Regions from separate parts of the Homo sapiens genome. Here region 2 is linked to region 1. A link is a contact called in ENCODE Hi-C or POLR2A ChIA-PET data. All regions are on one chromosome and are shown on one strand. Each heading gives the region's core, a stretch centred on a gene start or an enhancer-like site at or near the end of the contact. The rest is flanking DNA. Distances are from core to core; before and after follow the strand shown. Region 1 holds the start of FAM25A (family with sequence similarity 25 member A). Region 2 overlaps GLUD1 (glutamate dehydrogenase 1).

Evidence for each region. A loop is a pair of places that touch in the nucleus more often than their neighbours do. ChIA-PET counts read pairs that join two places held with the same protein, here RNA polymerase II (POLR2A). Pooled maps may share reads with other maps.
Region 2: a map with no recorded cell type shows a loop between it and region 1 (13-fold over the local background). The contact joins the enhancer-like site here to the promoter of FAM25A in region 1. A Hi-C loop is called at or near these places in 1 of 37 single-sample maps with no recorded cell type and 2 of 50 pooled maps. POLR2A ChIA-PET finds 5 or more read pairs at or near these places in 5 of 52 experiments (AG04450, Panc1, RWPE1 and 2 more).

Annotation. Positions count from the first base shown.
Region 1 is chr10:87,016,830-87,024,182 of GRCh38, forward strand. It overlaps FAM25A (family with sequence similarity 25 member A), which reads left to right and starts at 3,465. Exons shown (of 3, transcript NM_001146157.3): 1 at 3,465-3,568; 2 at 5,485-5,547. The coding sequence starts at 3,496. RefSeq lists enhancers at 2,984-3,484, 3,485-3,985.
Region 2 is chr10:87,049,146-87,056,498 of GRCh38, forward strand. GLUD1 (glutamate dehydrogenase 1) reads right to left here. Exons shown (of 13, transcript NM_005271.5): 12 at 4,197-4,259; 13 at 1,057-2,725. The coding sequence ends at 2,606. Among named protein-coding and RNA genes, the nearest start is that of FAM25A, 33 kb to the left of the region's middle. RefSeq lists an enhancer at 5,831-5,960. Within about 2 kb of position 4,626, at least 6 of the 41 ENCODE cell types and tissues checked have a DNase peak (open chromatin) inside an H3K27ac peak, as active enhancers do.

The DNA.
Region 1 (7,353 bases), core at 2,215-4,714:
CTCCTCTCTGCCCACTCCCTCTTGGACTGCATCACCAGGGTGCCTCACTGTCTGGCCCTAGTGGAATTCAAACAGTGGAGGATGTCATAGGAGGTGGGAGAGAGAGAGGAGAGGTGGTTATTCGCTCAGATTCTTCCTTGCTGGTTTGGCAGTGGCCACATCTTTCTACTGATGGCTGCAGCTCCTGATGATCCTCCTCTACCTCCACAGCTCTCTTTGGGATCTGTGGACACCTTTCCTGTCCCTCTAGACCCAGGGAGATAACAGCTCCCACTCTTGCTGGTCCAGGACATTCCTCATCTCTTACTGGTTCCCTTAACTCGGTCCACACTTCTGTGAACAGCCCCTTTCCTCAAATACCCATTCCAATATGTCCTCTGGCTTCCACCAGGAGCCTGACTGATACCCACAGGTGGGTGAATGCTGGCATGCTGCTGGGCCCCTCTTCCTCTGGTGACTGGCCAGCCAAGTCTCCAGGAGTCTCGTTAGGGTGGGCAGGTGGTGGGCACAGCACAAACTGTGAGCTCAAATCCACAGAGCAAAAGTGGGAGAAGACACTGGCAGGATGGACCGCCACAAAACTCTTGGCATTCGTGACGTCTGTCCTTTAAATCACGCAAGGCATCATCATGCTTCAGACATGAGACAGCCTAAGTATTTAAGTATTTCAAATAAACAAATTGTTTTTCAGAATTGGTCATTGCTAAGTTGGCAAATTGCTATTGGAAACGTTGGCTGTCCTTGACTCAATGATTCAGCCAGCTAGTCCCTTGCCAAACTAGTTTGTTGGGCAAATTCCACCTTGAGAATTTATCTGCTCCTGTCAAAGCCAGATTCTCCCTGCCTGAGGGGAGGCTGGACTTGACCTTCTGACTCAGGATATGCTGACTTGGGTCCCTAGGTCCAAGGGCGGCCCTCTTGGGCCCACCGTGGGCTGGACCTCTTCCATGATGGGGTGGTGGAGGGCAGGCCCCACCTGATTCACCCTTGACCTCATCCAGGCAGGTGAAGTTCCCTGCAGGAGTCACCTGAGCCCAGCCCCTCAGACCAGGATCCATCCTGTTTAGGAGGATTTGGGGCCATCTCATGTTCTTTGGCTAGAAAGGGGTCCCACTCTTAGGGGTCTGCCCTCTGTGGGGCACAGATGGCTTGCTGGGGCCCATGGACTGGGCTGGGTGGATGGGAATCTGGTCACAGCAGCAGCGGCTGGAAGGCCAAGAGGGAGGGCACCAGGGCCTGGGACCCATGTCTTGTCCTGGGCCTCCCCGGGCCTCTTGCCTTCTCCCCAGCAGGCATTTGGGATCTGTGTCTGGACCCAGCCTTGCCCAGAAGGCCATGGTGTGTTGTCATTAGAATCACAGTGCTCACACCAAGGCAGTGCATTAAATTAGCAGGGCAGGGTCTCATGGGCAGGGGACCATGTGGAGGGGGTGGGGGAAGGACAGTTGTCCCCCGAGGCTGCGGTGGGCCTGGCTCTGGTCTGGGCAGTGGGCCAGGGTCCTGCTGTGTGGCTGAGCTCTGACAACAGGCTGTCTGAGTCTGGTGAGCTCCTGAAAGCGGGGACTGGTGGAGAGTACCCTAGGGTGGGAGCTCGTGAGGAGGGGGTCTGTGGGGTCTGGAAGCCATTCTAGAGCAGGCAGATGACATTTATCAGCGGAACAGGCATAGAAAGGACCCTTGTGCGAGTGGGGGACACACAGCCTCAGAAGAAACAGGGAAGGGGCTTTGACAGGTCCAGGGAGAATCCCTGAGGTTTCCTAGAACAATTCCCACCAGCCATGTCCCAGGTGTCCCCCCATCCCCCAGGCCTCTGCAGTGCCAGCCCAATGCCCTGGGCAAAAACATCCTGGACTCTGGCTGTTACAAAAGGAGGACAGGGTCATCTGGACCCGCCTGAGCTCCAGGCCCCCGACTTTCACAGCCCCTTCTGGGTCCAGAAGTTCATACGTATATAAATGAAAAATGTGCAAGAATCATATTATTGTATTCTTTTTCATAAAGAGGGCCCCTCTAAATTGTTTAAGCCCCAATTCACCCCTGCCCAAAGGAGATAGCAATGGCATGTGTGGGGCCGTAGTCTTGAGACCCAGAGGTCCTGCTGCCCACGATACCCACTGTCCACCCTAGGGGGACTGGCCGTAGCCCTGGAGCCCGCAAACACCATGCAGGAATGCAAGAGGGTCTCAGCTCCCGAGTCCCAGGCTGGGAGGGCCCACAGTCCAGTAAACTAATCAGGCCCCAACACACCCAGGAGAGCAGCTCCAGGAGCCTGCATTGAAGAGAGAGCCTCAGACCCCTGCCACAGGCCTGCACCCCAGAAGTAGGAGGATGGGAAGACCTCTCCTTGGCTCCTGGCCAGCGGAAGTCACATTCCCCAGCCCTCTGGCTCCAAGGCAGCCTCACGTCCCAGTCACTCCTTGGCCCACCCTACCGGTTGGTCAGAGCTCACTGCCAAAGGGCACCTCAATGATGAGTGGAGGGAACAGGTGTTTACCAGGAGCTTGCATGCTTTGTCTCAGGGACGATTAGTGACACAGCCAGGAAGGCACGCTATCCCCATTTTACAGATGAGGAAACGGAGGCTCAGGTTGGGCTGGTGACTAAGGGAAGCAGCATGTGGCAGGTGGCTTGAGGCATGTCTGTCCATCATGAGTAACTAGGGAGCAGCCCTGCCACTCCTCATGTGATGCACCAGGAGCCAGGGAAGCTGCTTTCTAGGGGATTCTAGCTAAGGCCAGAAGCATCTCCCTGAGTGGTGGTGGAGGCCTCTGTCTACTCCTCCAGGACTGCCAGGGGATAGGAGGGCACTGCTGGCCTCACAGACACTCTTGGGTGAGTGAGCATCAGCTGAGCAAAGCCAGGTGACTACACTTCTGCCCAGTGCTGTGCCCCCCTCTGACTCAGGCAAGGCACCACCCTGAACGCCCCACCCTGTCCCATAGAGGCCACAAACTGCTCTGCAGAGCCAGGGTCTCCAGGAATGGGGAGGGCAGTCACCCTCACTCCACTTGTGTTCATGACCCAAAGGACTGCCCAGGTCTCCAGGCCCATAGAACCCCTAAACCTCTTACTAGGCCACACTGGGGACCTTGAGCAGCAGGCTTGGAATCCTAGGCCTTGTCTCCAGGTACATATCAGTACCCAGGCTTGGGAAGTTTTGGTCTCGGGGGGCTGGCACTCAGGCCCTCTGCCTCAAGGAAGAGGCATGTCCAGATCTCTCCTGTCCAGCCCTGCTCCCTGCCCCTATCCTTCACGGGGTCCCTAGGACAGGGTTACAGAAGCCTCAGGCTGTCAGGGGATGCTGCCACCCCAGTGCCAGGGTGGCTCCGCCCAGCCCCTTCCTGCTGCCGCCCTCGCTGACTCACCTGTCCAGCCTCCTACTGGGCTGGGGCAAGGGCTTGTTGCCCCAGAGCCTAGACAGGCACCAGAGGCAGCTATAAAAGCATGTTGGGCCAGTCCTCAGCATCCTAGTTCACCACTGTCTGCTGCCACACGATGCTGGGAGGCCTGGGGAAGCTGGCTGCCGAAGGCCTGGCCCACCGCACCGAGAAGGCCACCGAGGGAGCCAGTGAGGACCTGGGGCTCCTTTCTACCTGGGCTGGGGGGATCTGGGGCAGACTGGGTCTGTGGGAGGCGGATCTAAGTAGGCAGGTGAGGACCTGGGAGGAGGCCTTGGCCCCTCAGGAACCCTGGTCCCCTGCTCTACCAAGTCAGCACGGAGTTGAGGGGTGCAGACCTGGGGAGGTCTCCTGGGGGCAGGGCATGAGTCCTGGTGCTGGGTGAACACTGGCAGCTTGGACCCTTCCCTCTGGAAATCTGGGGAGCCTTTCTTGTCAAAACAGCCTATTCTGAATAACCTATGCAGGAAAAGGAAGATGGATTTTTATTTTTACCATAACTTTAAAGCTTCAAAGATTTCTAAACAAGTCACCAAGTCTGTTCAAAGTCAAAAAGGGCATTTTCAATTTCATCCAAGTCCCCTGAAGCATGTTTATTTTTATTTTTATTTGTATTTGAAATGGAGTCTTGCTCTGGCACCCAGGCTGGAGTGTAGTGGTGCGATCTCGGCTCACTGTAACCTCTGCCTCCTGGGTTCAAAGTGATTCTCATGCCTTAGCCTCCTGAGTGTCTGGGATTACAGGCACCCACCACCATGCCCAACTAATTTTTATATTTTTAGCAGAGACAGGGTTTCGCCATGTTGGCCAGGCTGGTCTCAAACTCCTGACCTCAAGTGATCCATTCCTCTTGGCCTCCCAAAGTGCTGGGATTGCAGGCGTGAACCACCGCACCTGGTCCCGAAGTGTATGTTGTATTCAGAGGTCAGCAGCTATGTGTGGGGAGGCCCAGCCAGGAGCCACTCATGGGTCATCGTGTGAAAAACAGTCTTGCCTGAGTTTGTGTCCTCTTTCTAAATGGCAGCAGACGCGTATTTTGTTTTTGACTCTGCAGCTGGTGTGGACCACCTGCTTTAACCTTTCACTAGCCTCTGAGTTTTGTATGATTCCTGTTGGGAGAAAAGCTGAGTGTTGGGAGAGAAGCTGAGGCAGGGCTTGCTAGATTGGCTGGCTCCTTGCTTCTAGCACTCCCATTTTCTCAAGTAGCCGTATGTTTCTCATTCACTTGATACACCGTTTCCTTTCAACCGCCACATCCTCACCACCTGTTTCTTTGTTAGATCACCAATAAATAGCATGGGTTCCCAGAACTCCGGGCCTTCGCAGCCTCCACACTCGCGATGGCGCCCCGCTCCCATTTTCTCTCTCAAACTGTCTCTTTCTCATTCCTTTGACTCCTCTGGACTTGCCGCCCCCGCGACCTGGTGTTGGGTCTCATCACCCCAACAGATTCCCATTCTAAAGATGAGGGAACCAAGAGGTGGAAGGTAGAGTTAGAATAAGAACCATTTCTTCTGACTCTGAAATCCTTCAGTTCTAGCATGCTACCACCTACACTTTAAAAAACTCTGAAGTAGGCAGAGAATTCCCTTTTGTTGGAGGAATTGCTTTGAGAGACCTGGTTTTACTGGATGAGGCTTTGGAAACCAACCTGAGGCAGGCGCTAGCACATCCTGAGAGGGGTGTGACCTGGCACAGAGGCCCAGCCTGGGCTTCATGTCTCAGCTGGCAAGATGGCCTGCTCATTGCCATTCCAGGCCGGGCAGGGCCAAGGGGCTTCAGGGACCCATGCCCTCATGGGGCTCACTGAGCTCGTCTCCCGGCAGCCAAGGCCCTGGCGTCTCCGAAGGAAGCCAGCTGTGGGGGAAGGTCCTTCTCATGAGCCAGTCTGTCCTGGCTGGGGGTGGCATCCCAGAGCCCCATCTAGGATGTCCAGGGATGTATAGGTCCATTGTGAGGATAAGCCAGCACTGAGCCCTCACCCTGGACTGGGAGGGCAGTGGGCCTGCTCTGAGCCCTCACCCTGGACTGGGAGGGCAGCGGCTCTGCTCTGAGCCCTCACCCTGGACTTGTCTCCTCTGTTCAGTTCATGCCGTGGAAGAAGTGGTGAAGGAGGTGGTGGGACACGCCAAGGAGACTGGAGAGAAAGGTACAGCTGGCTGAGGTCGGGCAGGGAAGGAGGGAGGGAGCAAGGGAAGCTAGGTGCTGGGCCAACCTGTTCTTTGACTAACCAGGTCAAACTCTGCCCCCAATGTTGCAGCCTTTCAGAGCCTCTTGGCTGGGGCAGTTATCTATGCTCATCAGAGGCCACAGACTGTACTGCGTTAGGGCACTGTCTAGATGGTTCTGTCTGTGGAATAAGAAGACAAAGTCACACAAGACTATGTGACAGCACACTGGGACAAAACATTTAACATGGCAGGGCGCGGTGGCTCACGCCTGTAATCCCAGCCCTTTGGGAGGCTGAGGAGGGTGGATCACGAGGTCAGGAGATTGAGACCATCCTGGCTAACACGGTGAAATCCCATCTCTACTAAAAATACATAAAAATTAGCCGGGCATGGTGGTGGGTGCCTATAGTCCCAGCTACTTGGGAGGCTGAGGCAGGAGAATGGTGTGTACCTGGGAGGCAGAGCTTGCAGTGAGCCTAGATCATGCCACTGCACTCCAGCCTGGGCTACAGAGTGAGACTCGGTCTCAAAAAAAAAAAAAGAAAAAAAAAATTGCTGGGTGTGGTGGCTCACGCCTGTGATCCCAGCACTTTGGGAGCCTGAGGTGGGCGGATCACGAGGTCAGGAGATCCAGACCACGGTGAAACCCCATCTCTACTAAAAATACAAAAAATTAGCTGGGCACGGTGGCGGGTGCCTGTAGTCCTAGCTACTCGGGAGGCTGAGGCAGGAGAATGGCGTGAACCCGGAAGGCGGAGCTTGCAGTGAGCCGAGATCGTGCCACTGCACTCCAGCCTGGGCGACAGTGTGATACTCCGTCTCAAAAAAAAAAAAAAATTTAACATGTAAAATTCTATGTTAAATGTTAAATTGATGTGTGTGAGCTATGAGTAGAACTATGTACAAAGCATATGTATATCTCATTCCTTTTCAACAAAATAGATTCCAGGTAGATGAAGGACTTAAATTTACATAAATGAATTTATTAACTTACTAGGAGATAACCATCTTAGCTCAGGCTGCTATTATAAAATACCATAGGCCAGGTGCAGTGGCTCACGCCTGTAATCCTAGCCCTTCGGGAGGCCAAGGTGGGTGGGCCACCTGAGGTCAGGAGTTCAAGACCAGCCTGACCAATATGGTGAAACCCCGTTGCTACTAAAAATACGAAAACCAGCTGGGCGTGGTGGCACATGCCTGTAATCCCAGCTACTTAGGAGTCTGAGGCAGGATACTCCCTTGAACCTGGGAGGCGGAGGTTGCAGTGAGCTGAGATTGCACCACTGCACCCCAGCCTTGGTGACAGAGCAAGACTCTGTCTCAAAAACAAAAACAAACCATAAACTGGGCGACTTAGAAACAACAGAAATTTCTCACACTCCTGGAGGATGGGAAGTCCAAGATCAAGGAAGGCACTGGCAGATTTGGCATCTGGTGAGGGAGTCTTTCTGGTTCGTGGATGGGCCCAGCTCTGTCCTCACATGGTGGAAGGAGCTAGCTCTCTGTGGTCTCTTTTATGTGGGTGCTAATTTCAACCTCCCAAAGGCCCCACCTCTTAATATCATTACATTAAGACTGAGGATTTCAACGTATGAGTTTTGAGGGGGAAGACATCATAAACATTTAGACATAGTAATAACATAAAAGACTTTGGCCTAATCTTGGAGAGGGGAGAATCTTTAGAACCATGACAAAAAAATCAGCGCCATAAAGGAAATATTAAGTAAATTTGACAATCCAAAACTGAAATTTTCTATAGCCAAAAAAAAAAAAACTATAAACCA
Region 2 (7,353 bases), core at 3,376-5,875, 33 kb after region 1:
CCGAGATCACGCTACTGCACTCCAGCCTTGGGGACAGAGCGAGACTCCGTCTCAAAAAAAAAAAAAAAAAAAAAAAAAAAAGAAAATTTCTGTCAAGGTAAAAAGAGTAATTGACCAGATTTTTAAAAACTAAAACCTTCAGGAGCCAAAATTACTGACACTAGTGCTCTCATCTTTATATAGCTAGCACAGGCAATTTAGTTTTCTAATATTACTATCAACAATACTCCTCAACATTAATCTTTAAAAAATTACCATTGGCCAGGCATGGTGGCTCATGCCTGTAATCCTAGTACTTTGGGAGGCCAAGGTGGAAGGATCACTTGAGTCCAGGAGTGTGAGACCAGCCTGGGCAACATAGGGAGACCTCGTGTCTACAAAAAAATAAAAACAATTAGCCAGGTGTCGTACCCATACATGTGGTCCTAGCTACTCAGGAGGCTGAGGTAGAGTAACTGCTTGATCCCAGGAGGTAGAGGATGCAGTGAGCCGTGATTGCACCACCGCACTCCAGCCTGGGTGACAGAGCAAGACACTGTCTCAAAAAACAAAAACCAACCCCCCAACCAAAAAAAAATCAGTATTTCCAATATATAGTCAAAGGCCACCACTAAGACTTATCCCACATTCACATGACTTAAATCTGCTGCCCCACCATTATTCTAACATTCTGGAACTGGTTTTTGTATCACTTTCCCCCTTACACATTTTAGTAGCCCACCTAGAGTGCAGATAGACACCACCATGCTGGGGAAGGGCTCACTATGCCCATATACTGGGGGCCTGTTTATCTGACTGACCCTATGCCAGGAGCATGCAGAGGCAGAACTGTGACATACGGACAAAGACCAAATGAAAGCCAGGCTTCACACTGGCAGTTAAGTAACTGGTGGAATCAAGTCTAGAATCCAGTTCTGATTACAGTTAGTATTCTCTCTTCAATAGTTGTTACATTCTGTGGCTAAATTATTCCACATTAAATCCCCTTTAGTGAAAAACGGCACTAAAAGTTACTTCACTATCAGCTTTCAACATTAGAGCCTCTTTCTCAAGAACAGCTGTTCATATTATTTAATAAAATACAAAATAATTCGAGAATAAAGACTATGCTTTCAGGGATCATTTCTATAGTTCGTTACTCGGGAAGTTTCTCTGAACGTGTAAAGCACCGAACAAAAAAAAAAAAAACAATTCAAGAATAAAATCTGGGCAGCTCACAATAAAGTGGAAGGAAATGTTATACAGGTGGTCGCTATAAACATTTCAGAAATCCAATTGCAGTATTATAACTTATGAAAAGAGAAACTACCACATGTAAAAACACAGAAAAGAAACGTAAGTTTTGGAAAACGTAGACTTTTAATAACTGCTTTTATCACCAGGTTAAGCCATGCAGTTACAAAGTAGTTAGAAATTTCTGAAGGGTGTTAGAGTTAAAAAAAAAAAAAAAGCTGACTCTTACACATATATTATCTAGCACTTCATGGGGACACTACTGTTCAAAAGGCCCTGGCCAAATAACTCCCAAATGAAACACTCAACCCAAGGATGTTTTCAGCCCACTGTTAGTGAAGCTGGGTGCAGAATGCAAAGCCTCTAAAAGGAGAGGATACAAAGTCAGGTGAGTAGGGGCCATTGGCAATGCTCAGAGCCAGCCAGACTCCAAACAGGGAGCCCAAGTGGTTTTTTTCTGGGACACTCTACTTGAATTATTGTTTAATTAGTCAACCATAGATCTTCAAAAGAGAACAATTAGTTAACATGATAAAAAGTGACTGCATTCTTTGGACTGTATCATAATTATAGTAAGCAAATTCTGACAGTTTTAATGAAAATAGCCTCCACCATTTTGCAGGTATGAAGATAACTTAATTATCCACAGGGCTTTTAATGTCTGCTGGACAATACATGAATGATAAGCTATAAATGACATTGTTTTATGATATAAAAATACTAGTTTTTTTCATTTATTATTTCTATAGGCATTCACTGTTTGAGTCAAGGTTAGGCTTGTTAAGTGATTAAAGGCAATTTTATTACAGCAGCATGTACTTATTCTATTCTAAAAGAATAATATTCATAAACAGAAACAGGTTTTATATTTGTTTGCAACCTGCAAAATTGAATTATTTTGCTGATATAAAATACTAAGAACTCACTTGAGGACCATGCCACCTTCTGAAAAGGCCACACACCTACTTCTTAAATGTGTTAAAGTTACAGTGTGTCCCAGACTCATCCAGAAAAAATAAGCAAGCAACTGACTGCTCTTGACTGTTCCTCCCCAGCACTAGCACTGATTGTGTTGGGAAAAGCCACAGAGCAAGGCTGCACAGCCAGATAAAGGAGGCTTTTTATTTAAAGGCAAAATACCAAAATGGCTCTCTGGTGTAGGTGATTTCTACTTTCACACTCAGCTTGTACATGATCCGCTAACCTTAATTTCTTTCTCCTTAACGGGCTGACTTGGATTGACTTGTTGAGAATGGTATCCATTATTAATGAGTCAGGAGAGAAAGGGATTTCTGTGGTTACATGTAAACTTGTGATAGGTCTGCAGAAGTTACATGTGAAGAGGATAGTGAGGAAGTCAGCCATGATCCATCTATGTGAAGGTCACACCAGCTTCATTGTACACTTTGAAGACTTTCTCAATGGCATTAACATAGGCAGCTGTTCTCAGGTCCAATCCCAGGTTATACTTCATGGCTGTGCGCATAATTTGCTGAAATGAAAGAGAAAATGCAGTGAAGATGATCCTGACTCAAGTGGCCAGGCCATAAACACACAAGGCCCAGACAGGCCTGGTCCAAGTTACCCTCTCATTGTTTCAAGGCAGGACTTGGGCAGCCAAAGACAAACTACTCTAGCAGCAGAACCTCTAGGCAGGAGGGCCTAATTCTCTGGACTTAACAATGGGGTGGCTGGGTGCGGTGGCTCACGCCTGTAATCCCAGCACTTTGGGAGGCCGACGTAGGCAGATCACTTGAGCTCAGGAGTTCAAGACCGGACTTGCCAACATGGTAAAACCCTGTCTCTACTAAAAATACAAAAATTAGGCAGGGGTGCGGTTGCTCACACCTGTAATCCCAGCACTTTGGGAGGCTGAGGCAGGTGGATCACTTGAGGTCAGGAGTTCGAGACCAGCCTGACCAATATGGTGAAACCCCATCTCTATTAAAAATACAAAAAATTAACCGGGTGTGGGGGTGGGCGCCTGTAATCCCGGCTACTCGGGAGACTGAGGAAGGAGAATTGCTTGAAGCCAGGAGGCGGTGGTTGCAGTGAGCAGAGATTGCACCATTGCACTCCAGCTGGGTGACAGAGCGAAACTCCATCTCAAAAAACTAAACAAAATGAAAACAAAATCAAAAATTAGTTGGGCATGGTGGCTCATGCCTGTAATCCCAGCTACTCGGGAGGCTAAGGGACAAGAATTGCTTGAACTTGGGAGGTGGAGGTTACAGTGAGCTGAAAGTGCGCCACTGCACTCTAGCCTGGGCAACAGGGCAAAACTCCGTCTCAAAAAAAAAAAAAAAAAAAAAAAAAAGGGAGTGATGAAAATGTTCTAGAATTATAAAGTGGTGATGGCTCAAATATATAATAAAGGATGCCGAATTTAATACTTTGAAAGGATGAATTTATACCACATACACCCTATCTCGATCAAAAATTAACAAGAAAAACAACAGCCCTAAGAAGCACCACCTTCTTCACCAATATCTGCTTATGCTATTTCATCATAAATCCAAGCAGATAGAATCTGAACCCAAGAAGAAATTAGGAAAACTGGACTCAAACTGTGGTTGAGGCCTTAAAGTAGGGATCAAGCAGTCAAAATAAGTTTTGCTTATACCAAATTCTATAGTAAGGTAGACTCCCGTAGCTATAACATAGTGGCACATGGAGCTACAATCCAGTTTGGCTAACTACTCCATACTGGGCTAGCTGCCAACATCATTACCTCCTAAATCAGCCTTATTATTTCTTTCCAAAGCCTCAAAAACATATTTGAAGACTCTAAAAAATTGCTTATCATCTGAGACTGAAAAAACATGTGTTTTGCTACACACAAATGAGGACCATTGAACAGATTGATGTTTTCTATCAGCACATACAGTCTGGCGGCTGAGATAGCATGGTTGAGTTGCACTTCATGTGACTAGCTGGAAGGCAAACAGCATCTGCACACATACCCTGGCAGAACGCTCCATTGTGTATGCCAAGCCAGAGTGCACGATGTCTTTCTCAGATGCACCCTATTAGGGAAAAGAACACAAGTTTAACAAAACCACAAAGACCTGCTTTGTGTCCCTGTATAAGATGACAAAGGATTCTCAAGTCAATATACAACCAGACAGAATTTTTTGTCTTTTAGCTAAGATATGTCATTTCTGCACAGTATCAAAGATACAGTATCTTGATACTTACTGAAGCAGTTGCTTGTTGATCACAATTTATTTTTATTATATTTGACAGCAAACAAATACTCATGAAATAAGATTATAGTACAACAATGAAGACAGTTTTTGGACCTAGAGACATGAGGGCATGGAGTGAGATGAGCACCCTCCACTCATGGAGACGCAGATGCACTGAGCAATGTGTTACACTGTTCATGCCACGGTGCGTTCGCCTCAGCTCCCCAGAGAACAGGGACACCACACAGAACACAGAAAGGAATCTGATTAAACCCCATAGCGGCTTTGGGGTAGAATTCTGTGTATCTATTCAGTAGTGCCAGCAACTTTTAAAGCTGTGTAGATCTCAGCAGCGTTTTAATTTTACTGATGAGGAAACTAAGGACCAGAGAAGATGGCCAAGGTTACAGATAGCTATTTTCAGAGCTGGGATATGACTCAGGGCCTCCACCATCAAGTCAGTTCTCTCTTTCCTAATTTGTTTCTTGGAATGCTTTCTAAAAAATTAAGGACAATTAACTCACTACCACTCTTAAGGTGACATACAGAGCTACAAAACACATATGCCCGATAAAAACTTAAAATGGGTCACTGATATAGTTTGGACACTTACTGAGTACATACTCTTCCAGGTACTAGGGGACATAGTAGAGAATAAAATCAAAATTCTGTTCTCACAGACTTTATATTGTAGTGGGAAGAGAGTGTATATACATGGACTTCAAACCACAAGGCTAAGTGGATCATTGAAGTTTTCAATCTAGATAGAGAAGTGGTTTAGGGACGCAGGCCTTCCAATGTTAGGAGAGTGAAGAGTTGAAGAGATACCAGCAAGAGGCAATTGAGAAGAAATGTTTAGTGAGGTAGGGAGAAAACCAGGAGAATGTGGTATCCTGGAAGCTAAGAGAAGAAAATGTTTCAAGGTGGGAGTGTCAGTTGTAACAAGAACTGCTGATAGGTCAAGCAAGATGAGGACTGAAAAATAGCTACTGGATTTGGCAATGCTGGTGTCACTGGCTGTCTTGACAAGAATAGTCTTGGTGGAGTAGGTTCAAGTAAAGAAGAATTGGAGGCTGAGTATATACAACTCTTCCAAGGAGGTTTGCTCTACAGGAAACAAATGGCAATACTGGAAGGGGAAGTGGGATTAAGATTTATACATTTTTTAAAACAGCATTTGGTAAGCTGAGGGGAATGACTCAGAGGGAAACTGCTGATGTAGGAGAGAGGAGCAGACTTGCTAGAGCAGTGTATCTGAGGAAAAACCATCCAATGCCCACAACAAGAACTGGACCTAAGAAATGAAAGCACAAAGAGCTGATCTATTCGAAGAGAGATGACACAGGACTGGGTACAGGTACCAGGAGCTGGGTAGATGCGGAAGCTCCCAGGCTGCATCAGTTTTATCTGTGAACAGATAGCAGGTCATGAGCTGGAATGCAGGGCAGTGAGAAGAGGAGAAAATGTGATGTAATCACTCAGGAGACGGGGAGAATGAATGAAACACGGAAAAGCAGTATGACTGCTGGGCAGCTCTGAGCGCCTACTTGAGGTTAGTGGTCAGGGTGTGAACTGCCAGCAGGGCCTCCTACAGGGTAGAGGCACGGGATTTAATCAGGGATTTAATCAGGGCTGCTGGGATTTAATCAGGGCTTAGGTGTTAACAAAGGAGTATGACAAAGGAAACAAGACTGGGGAGTGACTGTAATGATGGAGCACGGAATTTAAGTTAGATAAGGAGGGAAGTGAGGGCACTGGGGGGATGAGGGACAGTGGAAACATGGCAGGGTCATGATGTGGGTCCTGATAGTGCCAAACAGGGGCAGGGGGAAACTAGAGGGAGAGAGCTTGAGAAAACTTTTATTTTTTTAACTGACAAGGCATATGCTGGGCAGTGGGGTGACCAAAGGGAGGGGTGAACAGCCCTCTGGCAGGGACAGTAGCAGCGCAAGTCCTTCCGATGCACTGCTAGCCACTTGGGATGGATGTTATGTACGAAACAGTGGCACACAGGAGACTTTCAGAGAGAGCCACAGAACTGCAGTGACACTTAAGCAGGGAGGAGATCAGTGTATTCCAGATAAAAGGACCAGAACAAAGACATCACTCTAGGAAATAGGAAGTTTACTGAGGGGAACGGTTAGTACCTAGAATGGGTAAAGCATTTTTTCTTTCTTTACAACAAAATCTTTAACTTTTTCCCATGTTGCAATATAGTCTCAGAACTGTTTTCCATCACTGAATATTTCATAAGGAGATATATTGACGGCCGGGCGCGGTGGCTCACGCCTGTAATCCCAGCACTTTGGGAGGCCGAGGCGGGTGGATCACGAGGTCAGGGGTTTGAGACCAGCCTGACCAACAAGGTGAAACCCCGTCTGTACTAAAAATACAAAAAAATTAGCTGGGTGTGGTGGCGGGCGCCTGTAATCCCAGCTACTCAGGAGGCTAAGGCAGGAGAATTGCTTGAACCTGGGAGGCAGAGGTTGCAGTGAGCCAAAATCGCACCACTGCACTCCAGCCTGGGTGACAGATCGAGACTCTGTCTCAAAAAAAAAAAAAAAAAAAAAAAAACCAAAAAAAAAGAAGATATAATTTACCCATTGTAATATATTCTTAAACTATGAGTGAATATTACCTAAGATGTATTATAAGATATAAGTCAGCCATTTCCCTGCTCCTAAACTTTAAATAAAACCAAATTTAAAAACTGTTTACACCGTTTCTTTTTTTTTTTTTTTTTGAGATGGAGTTTCGCTCTTGTTGCCCAGGCTGGAGTGCAGCGGTGCATTTCTTGGCTCACTCCAACCTCTGCCTCCTGGGTTCAAGCGATTCTCCTGCCTCAGCCTCCCGAGTAGCTGGGACTACAGGTGCGTGCCACCATGCCTGGCTAATTTTTTGTATTTTTAGTAGAGACGGAGTTTCACCATGT